Regions from separate parts of the Homo sapiens genome. Here regions 2 and 3 are each linked to region 1. A link is a loop called in an ENCODE intact Hi-C map of the cell type or tissue named here. Cell type or tissue: mammary epithelial cell. All regions are shown on one strand.

What was found. A loop is a pair of places that touch in the nucleus more often than their neighbours do. Peaks named below come from ENCODE experiments on the same cell type or tissue, not always from the same donor. Only the 100,000 strongest peaks of a DNase experiment are listed, where the experiment ranks them.
Region 2: a loop joins it to region 1, with 2.8 times the contacts of the local background. A loop is called at or near these places in 8 of 110 quality-filtered maps.
Region 3: it touches region 1 in a loop (22-fold over the local background); 6 of 110 quality-filtered maps call a loop at or near these places.

The regions. Positions count from the first base shown.
Region 1 is chr9:128,634,086-128,636,585 of GRCh38, forward strand. DYNC2I2 (dynein 2 intermediate chain 2) reads right to left here. Exons shown (of 9, transcript NM_052844.4): 4 at 2,196-2,353; 5 at 1,573-1,682; 6 at 1,007-1,174; 7 at 604-836; 8 at 141-298. Among named protein-coding and RNA genes, the nearest start is that of DYNC2I2, 22 kb to the right of the region's middle. RefSeq lists enhancers at 608-1,807, 1,860-2,500. In mammary epithelial cell, CTCF peaks have their summits at 1,308 (motif pointing right) and 2,137 (motif pointing left); a DNase peak (open chromatin) is centred at 1,376; H3K4me3 peaks cover 488 bases; H3K27ac peaks cover 1,485 bases.
Region 2 is chr9:128,785,639-128,788,138 of GRCh38, forward strand. TBC1D13 (TBC1 domain family member 13) reads left to right here and starts at 1,615. Exons shown (of 12, transcript NM_018201.5): 1 at 1,615-1,738. The coding sequence starts at 1,716. RefSeq lists a silencer at 1,263-1,752. In mammary epithelial cell, no CTCF peak of the experiment used is centred here; a DNase peak (open chromatin) is centred at 1,433; H3K4me3 peaks cover 1,374 bases; H3K27ac peaks cover 392 bases.
Region 3 is chr9:128,361,054-128,363,553 of GRCh38, forward strand. It overlaps SLC27A4 (solute carrier family 27 member 4), which reads left to right. Exons shown (of 13, transcript NM_005094.4): 13 at 1-417. Among named protein-coding and RNA genes, the nearest start is that of URM1, 9.1 kb to the right of the region's middle. In mammary epithelial cell, a CTCF peak has its summit at 1,263; a DNase peak (open chromatin) is centred at 1,238; H3K4me3 peaks cover 451 bases.

The DNA.
Region 1 (2,500 bases):
GTGGCTTTGAGTTGGGTTGCTGGAGGGAAGCCGTCCTTACCCCCATGTGTGGTCTTTTCCCCAACCCAGAACCCCAGGTACAAGCAGGGCCCAGACCACCCACCCCTTAAACAGATCCAGGCCTAGCGGCCCCTTCCTACCTTTCCCAGAGGCAGCTGCAAAAACCAAGGGCCGCACTGGGGACCAGCGCACAGCAAACAGATACTTGAGGGAGAGCTGCAGCGAAGTCAAGGGAGGGGCCTGCAGCATGGAGTACAGGTGGACATGCCCGTCAGTCCCAGCGCTCAGGAAGAGATTCCTAGACGGGATGCAGGGGGCCAGGCAAGGGAATCAGTGCTGGGGTCTGGGTGGTGCTGGCCCCCAACACCAGACCCCTCCTGGGCTGCCAGGCTCGTGAAGAGCCTCCCGGGTCCCTCAGCCTGGAGTTGGTCCTCTCATTAGAGAAGGGACGATGCCTGGGCCAACCACCAAAGACCTGAACACGGGTCTCAGAGTGGGCAGAAGGCAAGCACTTGAAGCAGTTTGTCATGAGGCTTGGCAGGCTAGAGACCCGCAGGGCAGGGACACCCTGGCCCCACTGTGCCCCAGGCCTGCCCTACGTACCTGTGGAAGGGGGAACAGCTCACAGAGTAGATGGGACCGCCGTGGGGGGAGAAGGTAAACTGTGCTGGGGCCCGCAGGGGCACGGAGCTGGGCATCCGCGTGAGGGCTGCCTCTCCAGCTGCCAGGGAACACTTGAGCGGGAAGCCGCCTTCCGTGCCCAGAATGAACAGCCTAGGGTCAAAGCTGGAGAAGGCCACTGCCGTGGCGCCCACCTCGGTCTCCCCGCGGGGATGCTGTGGAGAAATGGCAGCAGCAGGGTCAGAGCCAAGGGCATCAGATGGCACTGTCCCAACAGAGCCAGAGAACAGGAGGGGAGATCACAGCAAGTCAGGCCCACTGCCACACCTTCCCACCCCCAAGGCTCACCGGCGCAGGCCAGGGCAGTTTCCGGGTGCCCACGTACCTTCTTGAGCTTGGTGCTCCGTGGCAGCTGCTGCATGACCAGGGCGAAGCCCTCTGTGAGCTGCAGCTGGCCTACCCCGATGCCCTGCCAGAGTAGCACCTTCCCGTCGGTGGCCACACTCAGCACCTGGAAGCGGTGGCTGTGCCCAGGCTCGGGCAGCCACACCACCTGAGTTAACAGCATGCAGGGCCAGGATGGAGACAAGGGACACCTGCCCAGGTGTCACGCTCCACCCCTACCCTCCCTCTCTTCCAGGAAAAAAAAAAATTCTCCGGGAGGCCCCAGAACCAGGCTCACCCACCAGGGGGCAGGCCTGGAGGGTTCCCAGGGCCCTCTCCAGTCCCAGAATCCCAGCGCTGCTCACTCGGTGCCTGCAGAGGAGGCTGGGAATGGCCACAGGGCCCTGGGAGTGGCTCCTGAGGGGGGTGACTCATGCTGCGGGAGCTCCGAGAATGCAGGAGGCAGCTGTCCAACTGCCAACGCCCGGGTGACCTTCCTAGGAGAGTGGGCGCCCTCTCCCCAGCTCTGCCTCAGGGCCCACCCCGCCCGGCAGCCCCTGCCCTGACCTGGGACACAGGGTCTGTGTGGGTGTCATCCGTCAGGCCTGTGCGCCACAGCAGCGGGTCCTCAAGACGGCTCAGGTCCCACACCAACACCTCACCACTGTACAGCCCTCCTGCAGGGACAGTGGACCTGGGCAGAGGCTCAGCCCCACCCCCAGCCTGACTTCCTGGCCAAACACCCGCCCCAGCCCACCTACAGGGCCAGGGCCAGGGCCAGGCGGCAGAGCCACTTGGCTGGAAGTCATCCCCACAGAGGGAGAGTCCTAGCCCCCAGCTCCCCTGTTGTACCCCAGGGAGCTTTGCCGGACACCCCTGCCCTGCACCTGGCAGCTCCCTCCAGCGTTGCCTGCCCCCTACCACTGACGGCTTCCCAAGGGCACCTGCCTCTTCTGGCCTCTCCACAGCCCCCTGTCCTGGCCCCGACCCTGGCCCCCTTCCAGACTCCTCCCCCGAGTTCCACCCCTCAGGGCTCACTGCAGACCTTCACCTGGGCTCCAGACTGAGAGGGTCAGGGCCCGCCTTCCTGTCTCCGGGCCAAAGGGCCCATGGAAAGCTCCCTTGTGCCCTCTGCAGGGCGGGAAGCTGAGTCCTGAGAGGAGAGGAGGCGGACACAGCAGGCAGCTCACCTGCGACGTGGGAGGGCTGCGTGGGGTGGAAGGCCAGACACAGGACAGCGCTGGGGACCTCCACCACGGCCGACGGCTGCTGGGGACGCAGGTCTCGCCGGTCCAGGTTCCAGGCACACACGAAGGACTTAAGCGTGCTCCAGTCCCCATGGTCCAGCCTGTGCAGGGACAGGCTTGAGCCGGCTGTGCCCCTGGGTGGGGCTCCTATCACCCACCCCACCTCTCTCCCCACTAGCCCCGGACACACTCGCTGTGTCCTTGTCACCACCAGACACTACTCTGGGTATTGAAGTGGCCCACACTCC
Region 2 (2,500 bases), 150 kb after region 1:
GTGAGGACGTGGTACAACAGCAACTCTCATATACTGCTGGGGTAGGTGTTAAATAATACAACCATTTTGGAAAATATTTAAGCACTTTCTTTTCTTTTTCTTTTTCTTTTTTTTTTTTTGAGATAGAGTGTCGCTCTTTCGCCCAGGCTGGAGTGCAGTCGTGCAATCTCCACTCACTGCAAGCTCTGCCTCCCAGGTTCATGCCATTCTCCTGCCTCAGCCTCCCGAGTAGCTGGGACTACAGGCACCCACCACCACGCCCGGCTAATTTTTTTCTTTGTATTTTTTAGTAGAGATGGGGTTTCACCGTGTTAGACAGGATGGTCTCGATCTCCTGACCTCATGATCCGCCCTCCTTGGCCTCCCAAAGTGCTGGGATTACAGGCGTGAGCCACCGCGCCTGGCTAGCTGTTTCTTTCTTTTTTTTTTTTTCTCAAGAAAAAGGTGTTAAATAATACAACCATTTCGGAAAATCTTTAAGCAGTTTCTTTTCTTTTCTTTTCTTTTTTTTTTTTTTTTGACAGGGTCTTGCGTTTTTGCCCAGGTTGGAGTGCGGTGGCGCTATTGGAGTGCGGTGGCACTATCTCGGCTCACTGCAAGCTCCGCCTCCCGGGTTCAAGCAATTCTCCTGCCTCAGCTTCCTGAGTAGCTGGGATTACAGTTGTGCGTCACCACACCCGGCTAATTTTTGTATTTTTAGTAGAGACGAGGTTTCACCATGTTGGTTAGGCTGTTCTCAAATTCCTGACCTGGTGATCTGCCCGCTTCAGCCTCCCAAAGTGCTGGGATTACAGGCGTGAGCCACCACGCCCGGCCTACTCAACTAATTTTTACATCTTTTGTAAAGAAGGTAATCTCGAGGAGCTGGGATTACAGGCGCCTGCCACCACGCCCGGCTAATTTTTGCATTTTTGGTAGAGACGGGGTTTCACCGTGTTGGCCAGAGTGGTCTCCAACTCCTGACCTCAAGTGGTCTGCCTGCCTCGTCCTCCCAAAGCACTGGAATTTACAGGGATGAGCCACCGCGCCCGGTCCAGCCTATTTTTCTTAAGATATCATTTGTGTTTTTTTCTTTCTTCCTAACTTACATTTTATAGGGTTTGCTGGTATAGTTTTTATAAAAAAAAAAAAAGTTGGGCCGCGCACGGCGGTTCATGCGAGTCCCTGCTATACAGGCCTTGAGGATTCTGCAGAGACCAAGATAAGCTGGGGGGCCTGAACAGTTTAGCAGGGGAGGCCGAGACTCCTGTAACAATCATGCAGTAGTTAATTACAGGGGGGTGAGTGCAGGGAAGACGACAGGGTGACAGGTATATTGCGTAAGTAGACACTGAGGCCCAGGGAAGCGCAAGGAATAGTCCAGAGACACACAGTCTGCGCTGTCACCGGCGGGTTCTCAAATTTGGCCCGCAGGGTCGGCGGCGCTGGGGCTCCCGGCCCGCGATTGCCACGCCCACCAGACCCGAGGTTGCCCCGCTCAACCCGGCCGGCCGTAGCCGCCAGTACCGTGTGGAAGCGTGAGAGTCGAGGGGTGGCACGTGACTGGCGGGGCGGGGCGGGGCTGAGGCGGTGGAACGCGCAGGCTAGTGGCTGTGTTTCCCGCCGGAGGCTTTTGCGCAGAGCCCCGCGTCCCTGGGGGGCGGCGGCGGCGGCGGCAGCGCAGGCGGCAGAGGCGCAGGCGGCGGAGGCGGCTGGGGGGTCCGGAAGTCAACACCATGTCAAGTCTGCACAAGAGCCGGTAAGGGGCCATGGGGCCTGACCCGGCTGGGCCACTCCTGGCCAGGCTGCCCCTTCTGCCCCTCAGAAGGGGGAAGCGCGGGTGTGGCCAGGAATCGGCAGACCCCCTCGGCAGAGGGTCTCGAGCGTCCACCTTCTAACCTCATTGCCTGTGGGCTGCAGGAACGACGGAGGGGCGGCCCTTCTCCTGCCCCTGATGTCACTGCTTCTGCCTCCCTCATCCTGGACCCCTGGTGTCCCCCTTCCCCTGAGTCTTCCTCATCCAGACCCCCATGCCCCGCCCCCGTGCCTTTCCCCCTTTTGATCCCCCTGCTCCCGTACTCTCTCCAAGTGCACCCTGTCCCCCGTGCCTTTTTCTTACTAGGATTGCTAGAGAACTTGCATTCTCCAGTCTGGCCCCTCCCCCAGGCCAGATCCTGCAGCATTGGCTGAATTTTGCTCACTCTTCAGTTTTCCTTCAGGACGTGTTTTTTAAACCCTTTGTCCTTGCCTTCTGGCAGGCCCAGAGGTCTTGTAATGGTTATATTTGTGAGCATGGTCCATTGTCTGCATATCAAATTACTCCTGGTTCCTGAGGTCCAAGGAGTTCAGTTGGTGGCTGTGCGTGGACCCGGCCTGGCCGGCAGGAAGTGCCCAGTAAATGTCAGCTCACTAAGTATTAGAATGTTGGAATATGTCTAATTTTATGGTCCTCATTTGGGAACTTCTAGACAAGAATATCTCTCAAGTTTCTTCCCTGGCATTCTGTGTTTCTGGTTGTAGA
Region 3 (2,500 bases), 270 kb before region 1:
CCCACTCCCCCATCCTCCTCCCTGGGTGGCTGCCTGATTATCCCTCAGGCAGGGCCTCTCAGTCCTTGTGGGTCTGTGTCACCTCCATCTCAGTCTTGGCCTGGCTATGAGGGGAGGAGGAATGGGAGAGGGGGCTCAGGGGCCAATAAACTCTGCCTTGAGTCCTCCTAGCCTGTGTGCAAACCACCCAAGCCCACCCTGACCCCAGAACCCCACAGCCCCACTGTGGCCGCTTGATCCCCCACGCCAACCCCCTGGCCCATTGACCCGCCTCATCTGTTCATTCACTTATCTAAGCTGAGGGTGTAGCAGGTAAGATGCCGCAGCCCCTGCCTCCAATGTGCTGGTTCAGCCGGGGGCAGTGCCCATGTGAATCTGGCAAGGTGTTTAACAGTGTGGGCTTGAAAGTCCAAACCAGCTCTGTCACTCTAAGTGTGTGGCCTTGGGGAAATGACTCAGTTTCATCTGTGAAATGGGATTCATCAGTTAAGAGGATTCAGAAGCTAAAAGTGCTATCACGAGTAAGGAGCTTGAGGGGAAACCGTCACCTCGGGCAGGACCCTGACTCCGCCTGAGGTGCATTTTCCCAGTTGTTTAGGGGCGGGAAAGATTTGCAGGGGTGGGGGCTGCAGTGAGAGCCAAAGCAAGGCTGCCTGGCAGCCCGGACAGAGGCCAGGGAAGCTTCCTGGAACAGTCAACACAGCTGTCCCACCAGCAGTGCCGGTGGAGAGCCAGCTGTCTCCTAGGCCCCGATGGAGGAGTCACACCCACGCTGGAAACTCACTGCCCAATGGGAAGGGGTTCCAGCACAGCCCAGGGCGGTGGGCAGTGCAAGCCCCTGGGCCTTTATCTCCACTATGGGCTTTCTAAGGAAGGAACCAGAACTTGGAGGTTTTCAGTTACATGGCCAACATCTCACAGCAAGTAGAGAGGGCTGGAATGGAGCCCGTGCCCTTCCTGCCACACCACCCTGCCTCCTGGTGCAGAAGGCGGGGGAAGCCAGAAAGCCTCCATTCCACGCATGCCTGCAGGGCCGCCTTGGCCACGCCCCGGGCCAGCAGCTGACAGTGCAGGCGGAGGGTAGCCAGGCTGAAAGCTGGGGTGCCTCCTGGGGGAGTGCACTTGGAAAGACAGAGGAATCCAGTGCCTGTCTTGGGAGAATTTGGGATGCAGAGGCAGAACTGGAGTGGGGGCCTTGCGGAGCGGTGCTGAGTGGAGTCATGTGGCAGGTATAGCTGCCGTGCCTGAGTGTGATCAGCAGAGGGCGTGTGGAGCTTGGAGAATCCACTCCTGGCCCTTAGCCGAGGGAAGCATGGAGAGGCTGATTCCCACCTCAGCCGCGAGCAGGTTCCCAACTTAGAGGACCCTGTGACAGGCCTCCGAGGGCCTTTGGTCGGGTTTCCAAGGACCTGGATTTGGTTGGCAGTGCGGCTTTGTGTCTTTAACCCTCAGTAGTGAGTTCTCCACAGTGGGAAGAAGGAGCTCTCAGAGCGGGGCATTCCTTCCTCCAGGTTGAACACAGTCACCCGAAGGCAATATGCAGTGGTGGTGAAGAGCTCTGGCTCTGGAGTCGGACAGGCCTGCATCCAAATCCCAGCTCTACCACTTGCCAGGCTAAGCCTCAGTTTCCTCTCCTGTAAATGAAGGTCAAGGAATCCCTATCTTGGGATAGTTGTGAAAATTCAATGAGATCATGCACGAAAATCTCAGCACTAGGCCTGGTGCTGGTGTCCACTCAGTGCATGGTAGTTAAAAGAGAAAAAGGAGATATATTTAGATGTTAAAACCTCACTTAGACTAGGCTAAGTTTCCCACTTCTGTACTAGGCCCCACTGCAGCCCCTCCATGATGGACAGGGACTGGTGGGCCTGTGACCCCTTCACCTCTCGGGTCTGCATCTGATCATACCTCAACCATGGCTGTGTGAGTCATCTCCGTGCATGCAGCAGGTGCTTAATACATGCTTGTGAGGTTAACTGACAAAAATAGCTACTGTTTCTCAGGCATTTCCTGACATTTATATAGTGCCCCACAGTTTACAGAGCACCCTGTAAGTTCATCTATGGAGCAAATTATTATTATTATTATTTTTGAGACGGAGTTTCATTCTTGTTGCCCAGGCTGGAGTGCAGTGGCATGATCTTGGCTCACCGCAACCTCTGCCTCCCGGTTTGAAACGATTCTCCTGCCTCAGCCTCCCGAGTAGCTGGGATTACAGGCATGCACCACCACGCTTGGCTAATTTTGTATTTTTATTAGAGACGGGGTGTCTCCATGGTCAGGCTGGTCTCCAACTCCCGACCTCAGGTGATCCGCCCGCCTCGGCCTCCCAAAGTGCTGGGATTACAGGTGTGAGCCGCCGCACCCGGCCCTATGGAGCAAATTCTAAAGGCCTACCCTGTGCAGGGAGGGCAGGGAACTGCCAGATGAGCAAGATAGAGACCTGGGTCCCAGATCTGCCCTCAGGGAGCCACCATCTCCAGAGAGGGGGATGGTGAGT